Regions from separate parts of the Homo sapiens genome. Here region 2 is linked to region 1. A link is an interaction called in ENCODE POLR2A ChIA-PET data of the cell type or tissue named here. Cell type or tissue: HepG2. All regions are shown on one strand. Each heading gives the region's core, and the rest is flanking DNA. Links, peaks and the distances in the headings are about the cores only. Region 1 overlaps UBAC2 (UBA domain containing 2). Region 2 has its middle 93 kb from the start of FARP1.

Evidence for each region. ChIA-PET counts read pairs that join two places held together with the same protein. Peaks named below come from ENCODE experiments on the same cell type or tissue, not always from the same donor. Only the 100,000 strongest peaks of a DNase experiment are listed, where the experiment ranks them.
Region 2: POLR2A ChIA-PET joins it to region 1 with 7 read pairs; 2 of 35 experiments call an interaction of 5 or more read pairs at or near these places.

Annotation. Positions count from the first base shown.
Region 1 is chr13:99,238,863-99,243,254 of GRCh38, forward strand. All of the region lies in intron 2 of UBAC2 (UBA domain containing 2), which reads left to right. Among named protein-coding and RNA genes, the nearest start is that of GPR18, 17 kb to the right of the region's middle. In HepG2, for the core only: no CTCF peak of the experiment used is centred there; no DNase peak of the experiment used is centred there.
Region 2 is chr13:98,047,564-98,051,955 of GRCh38, forward strand. No RefSeq gene overlaps it. Among named protein-coding and RNA genes, the nearest start is that of FARP1, 93 kb to the right of the region's middle. In HepG2, for the core only: no CTCF peak of the experiment used is centred there; DNase peaks (open chromatin) are centred at 438 and 2,668; H3K4me3 peaks cover 523 bases.

The DNA of each region.
Region 1 (4,392 bases), core at 90-4,089:
AGGCATACTTAGCTTTGCCAAAACCTTGTCTCAATTTGAATATTTGATTAGAGGAGCTAGGCTCTGTCAGCTGTATCAGATTATGAATTTTTGATAACTTTTACAGTGGTGGTTAAACGAAGTAAGAAATTTCTCTTGAGTTTCTGCTGTGGGAAAGAGCAGAAGTGCTTTTCAAGGTTTCTGGACTGATCTTGTTGAAAATGCTAGTACTGGGTTCTTGTCTATGAATTGGAGTGTTCATGCAAATTCTGGTATATGACTGCTACCCTTTCTTTGCTAAGCACTTGGTTAGCCCATTTTAAGCATAATAATCCATTTCTTGAACACTGACACCTTTTCTTCATAGTGATATAATTAATACCATTGCTCAGATTGGCTTCACCAACTTACTGTGCAGGTCTTTTAGTTATTTATCCGTATTACTGATTTGTCAGAAGATAGTGTAGCTTCTGTATTATTTCAGTTGCTATAATGCAGTCCTTCTCAACCCCGGACACACATTAGAATCACCTGAAAAAACTTCAAAGATCTGTCTCCATATCTATACTTACGTGAAGGTATAATTTATACCTAGATTTATATAAACACAGTATCTCGCCCCAGAACAACTGAGTCACAGAGTCTGGTGGTGGCGCCTGGGCATTGCTGTACATTTAAAAACAACCCCTAGGGGATTCTAGTGTATGGCTGGCTTTGAGGACCACTAATGTAAGGGCCCCCGGGCCTTGGGTTGATACCTTCCTAATTTCTGGAGTTAATTTGGTTCGTTTGGCTAAGCCCACTCTGTGGGCATCTGTGCTTTAAAGGTGGTGACCTGCTTGGATGGAAGAAGACCACTCTTCTGTCCAGGAATGGGAATAGCCACATCCAGATTAACACTTAAAACACCTAAGAGGCTCTCAGTGTGTATTCATGAGAGATATGGGAGTTGCAGTTCTGCCTTGGGAAATCTAAACACACGCATACACATAAGAACGTGATCTGTAGGTCACAGGTGTACATGACATCCTTGGGGGGTGATCAAGGAAATAGGGACCAGTATTGGGGGCCTACCTCTGGAGAGTCTTAGGGGTGTGAGCCTTCAGTTTGGTCCAAAAAGAAGGGATGACTGTTAATTAGCAATGAAGAGAGGGAAGGGCATTTTACTTCAGGAAGTAACATGAATTTCAGACCCTTAGGAGTGTGGTACAGGAAGCGTGCTTTGAGGCAAACCCAGGCTTAGATTGGAGAAGTCCAGGAGGGCTCAGTTGATGAAGGGCTTTATTTTGTAAGTTCTGAACCTCCAGATTTTGGCAGTGAATGCAGAGGTACAGTCAGTTTTCTTTAGGTTGAGTTGCAGAAGCAGTGCTTTGCTGAGTGCAAGCCGGTAGCCAGTTACCAGTCTTTAGGGGACATTCACCTGTATAATAATATGCAGTGGTTTATTCTTATACCAGCTCTCATAGTTTTGTGTCCTTGAGTATGATTGCAACACATAAATTATTTAAAACTGTAGCTAGCAGCTTTATTTTCATTAACTGAAAAAATGGGGTTCTAGAAATGCAGTTTGTTATATCTTAGTAATTACAAACTCTCCATTTCCTTAATCCTCAGATTTTCTTAGTGGCTCTCAGAGCTTATCCCTGAGTAGAGTATTTTCATTGTAATATTAAATGTGGGGATAGAGGACTTGGAGCTGCCTCTTATGGTTTTTGAATCTGGTGTTCTGAGGAGATGACAGTCATCATCATCGGACATTGGTAAAGTCCTTGGCAGTTTCCTATGTGCTCTCGTGTACTGCCTCATTGATCATATTGATGGAGGTATATGCTGCCTAAAGTTTCAGTGTGACTCCGGTACTGTTTCTCCTTGAGCCCAGCTATGGCCTCAACACAGCCTTAGAGGCAGCCATCCCAGTTCAGCTGGGCTGGCAGGTGAGGTGAACTCTGGTGGCCAGTACAGTCATGACAAAGACTCTGCCTGGTGTCTTGCTTGGAGTAGAGACATATGTGACAGGTTTTGACAGTTGATATGCTCAGACTTCTCATTTGTATTCTTATTTCTGTTGGCAAGAGCACAGGTTGTATGACTTTACAAACTTTAGTTTCTCTGTGCCTCTTTTTCCTTAAGACAGTTGGCTGGGTGTGGTGGCTCACACCTGTCATTTCAGCACCTTGGGAGGCCAACGTTTGTGGATGGATTGCTTGAGCCCAGGAGTTCAAGACCAGCCTGGGCAACATGGCAAAACACCATCTCTACAAAAAATACAAAAATTAGACGGGTGTGGTGGTGCACACCTGTAGTCCCAGCTACTCAGGAGGCTGAGCTGCGAGTATTGATTCAGTCTCAGAGGGTTGAGCCTGCAGTGAGATGTGATCACATCACTGCACTACAGCCTGGGCAACAGAGTGAGACCCTGTCTCAAAAAAAAAAAAAAAAAAAGAAAAGAGTTACTATTACCAATGTTCGCAGCAGCATTATTCACAATAGCAAAAAGGCAGAAACCCAAATGTCTATTAACAGATACATGGATAAACAAAATGTGGTGTATACATACCATAGAATATTATTCAACTATAAATGAGAATGAGATTGATACATGCTTTACCATGAACCTTGAAAATATTATGCAAAGTGAAATGAGCAAATGCAAAAGGACAAATAAATGATCTTACTTACATGAGGTATCTAATATAAGCAAATTCATAGAGACATTAAGTAGAATAGTGTTTCCTGGGGCTAAGGGGAGAGGGAACAGGAAGTTAGCATGGCATTTCTGTCTAGGATGATGAAGAGTTCTGGAAATAGATAGTGGTGATGGGTGTACAATATTGTGAATTTGCTTAATACCACTGAATTGTATACTCAATAGTTAAAATTTTAACTTTTTTTTTTTTTCAACTTTTTTTTTTTTTATTGATCATTCTTGGGTGTTTCTCGCACAGGGGGATTTGGCAGGGTCATAGGACAATAGTGGAGGGAAGGTCAGCAGATAAACAAGTGAACAAAGGTCTCTGGTTTTCCTAGGCAGAGGACCCTGCGGCCTTCCGCAGTGTTTGTGTCCCTGGGTACTTGAGATTAGGGAGTGGTGATGACTCTTAAGGAGCATGCTGCCTTCAAGCATCTGTTTAACAAAGCACATCTTGCACCGCCCTTAATCCATTTAACCCTGAGTGGACACAGCACATGTTTCAGAGAGCACAGGGTTGGGGGTAAGGTCACAGATCAACAGGATCCCAAGGCAGAAGAATTTTTCTTAGTACAGAACAAAATGAAAAGTCTCCCATGTCTACTTCTTTCTACACAGAGACGGCAACCATCCGATTTCTCAATCTTTTCCCCACCTTTCCCCCCCTTCTATTCCACAAAACCGCCATTGTCATCATGGCCCGTTCTCAATGAGCTGCTGGGCACACCTCCCAGACGGGGTGGTGGCCGGGCAGAGGTGCCCCTCACCTCCCGGACGGGGCGGCTGGCCGGGCGGGGGGCTGACCCCCCCACCTCCCTCCCGGACGGGGCGGCTGTCCGGGCAGAGGGGCTCCTCACTTCCCAGTAGGGGCGGCCGGGCAGAGGCGCCCCTCACCTCCCAGACGGGGCGGCTGGCCGGGCGGGGGGCTGACCCCCCCACCTCCCTCCCCGACGGGGCGGCTGGCCGGGCGGGGGGCTGCCCCCCCCACCTCCCTCCCGGACGGGGCGGCTGTCCGGGCAGAGGGGCTCCTCACTTCCCAGTAGGGGCGGCCGGGCAGAGGCGCCCCTCACCTCCCAGACGGGGTGGCTGGCCAGGCGGGGGGCTGACCCCCCCACCTCCCTCCCGGACGGGGCGGCTGGCCGGGCGGGGGGCTGACCCCCCCCACCTCCCTCCCCGACGGGGCGGCTGGCCTGGCCGGGGCTGACCCCCACCTCTCTCCCGGACGGGGTGGCTGCCGGGCGGAGACGCTCCTCACTTCCCAGACGGGGTGGCTGCCGGGCGGAGGGGCTCCTCACTTCTCAGACGGGGCGGCCGGGCAGAGACGCTCCTCACCTCCCAGACGGGGCGGCGGGGCAGAGGTGCTCCCCACATCTCAGACGATGGGCGGCCGGGTAGAGACGCTCCTCACTTCCTAGATGGGATGGCGGCCGGGAAGAGGCGCTCCTCACTTCCTAGATGGGATGGCGGCCGGGCAGAGACGCTCCTCACTTTCCAGACTGGGCAGCCAGCAAAATTTTAACTTTTATATCTGTTTTACCACAATAAAAATACAAAGAAAAGTTGGAATTAATATTTGTTTTACCTATCTCATAAGGTCATTGTGAAGGGGAAATAAGATTAGGATGTTTGAGATGTCATTGGGATTATCTTTAAAAATCTGAAAAATGTTTAAGCAGACTCAAAAATAGGCCTTTGAGTAGCTCTTTTTTTTTTTTTTTTTTTTT
Region 2 (4,392 bases), core at 201-4,200, 1.2 Mb before region 1:
CCGATCGTGCAATGGACATGCCCATGGTGTTCCATTCCGGCCCGCCAGGGACTGGTGACATGCATTTTTTATTTATTTATATTTTGAGACCGAGTCTCACTCTGTCGCCCAGGCTGGAGTGCAGTGGTGTGATCTCGGCTCACTGCAGCCTCCACCTCCGGGGTTCAAGTGACTCTCCTGCCTCCGCTTCCCGAGTAGTTGGGATTTCAGGCACCCACCACCACGTCCGGCTAATTTTTGTATTTTTAGTAGAGGTGGGGTTTCATCATGTTGACCAGGCTGGTTTCAAACTCCTGACCTCAGGTGATCTGCCCGTCTCGGCCTCCCAAAGTGCTAGGATTACAGGCGTGAGCCACTGCGCCCGGCCAACATACATTTTTAAGATGGCCAAGGTCAAGGTACAGTCTGCGTCAGGAGCAAAGGTCACTTGTCTACACGGGGACTGAACCCAGGGCTTCCGCCTCATTACTGCCATGCTTGAGCTAAGGAGACAGTCGGTGGCTGAAAATAATTGTGGTGCAGACAGCCTCTCTCTTCCCATGGGTCTGTAATAATCAAAACAATCTTTTGAAGCAAATAGAACAAACTCAGATTCTTTTTCCGTGTTGGAATGGAGTTATTTTCGTCAGCTTCCTCCAATATAAGACTTACTAATAAGGATTGCTTAGGTTAGTCGCACAGGTGGTTTAGGGAAAAAAAAAAAAACGAAGAAAGAATCCCTGATTTTGTCATTTGACTTGCTGTCAGTGGAAGCCGTTTTCACTTCCCTTCTGCAGGCGCAGAGAACGCAGGCTGGCATACTTTCTTCTGAGATTTTCAGAGCACATGCAGCACAGTGGGCTGCTTTCATCCCAGGAAGGTGCCAGCCGTGGTGATTGCTCTGAGGAATGAATGAGTGGTCTTCGCTAATGAAGATGGAGCCATGTGCCAGGTAAGTCTGTCATCCTCAAGGGGGAGATAAAAATGAGATGTGGCCTCAGGCTGAGCCTTGCAAAGTGACCTCGGCCTCAGATGTTCCACAGGCTTTCTCTCAATAGATGGAAAACGTGATGTTGCTATTTATCAAAGGCAGGAAAGTAACGACAATGTTTCAGCAGGAGAACTTCCAGATTTTCTGGGGTTTTCAAGTCATGCAATTCAAGGGGGATTTTTTTTAAATAAAATACAAAAATATATTGCCTTTGCAAATTTTACAAAAACTGATGACAGGGGAACACATTGGCAGGGGCCTTGGAAAGAACTCCTGCTGGGAGGGACCCCTGACGCTTATGTTCCACAGGCTTTAGTGTAAATGCACCCTGACTTTTGAGGACCTACTATGTGCTAAATATTTTCACGTGTTCTTTCATTAAACTCTCCCAACAATCTTGTGATGGTATTAGCACCTCCATGTTTTCCGGGTGTTGAGAAAATTACTCGCTTTTTTTTTTTCACTTTCTCTTCTTCTTTATACTTTATGTGTTATTTGAATTTTCTTTCTTTTTTTTTTTTTGTTTTTTAATAGACACTGGGTCTTAGTATGTTGCCCACACTGGTCTCAAACTCCTGGACTCAAGCCGCAGCCTCCTGGACCCAGCTCAGCCTCCCAAAGTGCTGGGATTACAGGTGTGAGCCACTGTGCCTGGCAATATATCTGTTGTTTGTTTGTTTGTTTGTTTGTTGTTGTTTTTTGAGATAGGGTCTCACTTTGTCACCCAGGCTGGAGTAGCTTGGCACGATCCCGGTTTACTGCAGCCTCAACTTTCCCAGGCTTAGGTGATTCTCCTGCCTCAGCCTCACGAGTAGCTGGGACTACAGGCCTGCGCCACCACGCCTGGCTAATTTTTGTGTTTTTAGTAGAGATGGGGTTTCACCATGTTGGCCAAGCTGGTCTCTACTCCTGACCTCAAGTGATCCACCTGCCTTGGCCTCCCACAGTGCTGGGATTACAGGTGTGAGCCATTGTGCCCTGCCTGCATTTAGCTTTTTTTTTTTTTTTTTTTTTTTTTAGATGGAGTCCTGCTCTGTCACCCAGGCAGGAGTCCAGTGGCACAATCTCAGCTCACCACAATCTCCACCTCCTAGATTCAAGCAATTCTCCTGCCTCAGCCTCCTGAGTAGCTCGGACTACAGGCGTCTGCCACCACACCCAACTAATTTTTTGTATTTTTAGTAGAGATGGAGTTTCACCGTGTTGGCCAGGTTGGTGTCAGACTCCTGACCTCAAGTGATCCACCCACCTTGCCCTCCCAAAGTGTTGGGACCCCACCCAGCTGCATTTAACTTTTTATTATAGAAAATTTCAAAGACTCCCCAAAATAGAGAATTCAAAGACTCCCCCAAATAGAGAAAAGAGGCTAATGAACCCCTGTGTAACTGCCACCCAGATTCCACAATTATCAACATTCTGCCACTTTGTTTTATTTTCCCGTCACTTTTTCTTGAGTATTCAAAAGCAAATCCCAGACATGAAACTTTTACTTGTAATACTTTAGTACATCGCACCATTAAAGAGTCATTCTTGAGAGGTTGCTTTTCTTCTTTGAGGATAAATATTTACCAATTAGTGGCAAAAGGTGATCACCAAAAACAAACACAAGATACAAAGTGAAGCCTTGACATACAGACAGATCAAATCTGTGTTGGACTGTGACTCTGGCAGGATGTTTATTTAAGCATCAAATGCCGTCTTCCGTGACTACTGCATGCTGGCACTGTGCCAGGTCCTGGGAGCCAGAAGACAGACAAGTCACTGCCCATGTCGAGTGGACAGCATGGAGGACTTGGTAGAGAAGGACCATGAAGACATGAGCAGCTGCCATAGAGCAACTAAAGACACGCACGATGGACAGAAAAAGCCTGTAAGCCTGTAAGGTCACACAGCTAGCAGCAGATGAGTGGGGCAAGGCTAGGAAACACCATCCCACACCCCATTACCAATTTGGTGCTTGGGAATCAGAGAGGGCATTGGCACCTGGAAGGCAAAGGATTTCCCTCTGCTCAGGGCTGTGCATGATCCAGAATGATGTAATCCAAGAGTAGACCCAGATCCAAAATGGAGCTTTCACGTAAATTAGGCTCGAGAGGATTGCTAATGTGGATGTTGTTGTTGTTACAGAGTCTCGCTCTGTCACCCTGGCTGGAGTGCAGTGGCGCAATCTCAGCTTACGGCAACCTCCACCTCCCGGGTTCAAGCGATTCTCCCGCCTCAGCCTCCCTAGTAGCTGGGATTACAGGTGCATGCACCACCACGCCTGGCTAATTTTTGTGTTTTTTAGTAGAGATAGGGTTTCGCTATATTGGCCATGCTGGTCTTGAACTCCTGGCCTCAGGTGATCCGCCCACCTCGACCTCCCAAAGTGTTGGGATTACAGGCATGAGCCACCAACCCCAGCCAATTTTCGTTTGTTTGTTTTGTTTTTTGATTTCTTTCTTTCTTTCTTTCTTTTTTTTTTTTTGAGACAGAGTCTCACTCTGTCGCCCAGGCTGGAGTGCAGTGGTGCCATCTCAGGTCACTGCAACCCCCGCCTCCCAGGTTCAAGTGATTCTCACACCTCAGCCTCCTGAGTAGCTGGGATTACAGGCATGTGCCACCATGCCCAGCTAATTTTTGTATTTTTAGTAGAGTCGGGGTTTTGCTAGATTGCCCAGGTTGGTCTCAAACTCCCGGGCTTAAGCAGTCCACCCGCCTCTGCCTCCCAAAGTATTGGGATTACAGGCGTGAGCCACTGTGCCTGGCCTGTTCTTTAAAAAATACACACATTCAGCCCAGTGTGGTGGCTCATGCCTATAATCCCAGTACTTTGGAAGGCGAATGTGGGTGGATTACCTGAAATCAGGAATTCAAGACTAGCCTGGCCAATGATGGCCAACATGGTGAAACCCCGTCTCTACTAAAAATATGAAAATCAGCCAGGTGTGGTGGTGCACACCTGTAATCCCAGCTACTTGGGAGGCTGAGTCAGGAGAATTGCTCGAACCCAGGAGGCGAAGTTTACAGTGAACCAAGATTGCGCCACTGCACTCCAGCCTGGACAACAGAGGCTCTGTCTCAAAAAAAAAAAAAAAATACACACATTCCAAGCACTGCACCATACACATGCAAAAATATACTATGTCATTCATTATATAGGATTTTAAGCAATTGCCACAGCCGGGCCAGGCACGGTGGCTCACGCCTGTAATCTTAGCACTTTGGGAGGCCGAGGTGGGCAGATCACCTGAGGCTGGGAGTTCGAGACCAGCCTGACCAACATGTAGAAACCCCATATCTACTAAAAAATACAAAAATTTGCCAGATGTGGTGGCACATGCCTGTAATCCCAGCTACTTGGGAGGCTGGGGCAGGAGAATCACTTGAACTCGGGAGGCGGAGGTTACAGTGAACCGAGATCACGCCATTGCACTCCAGCC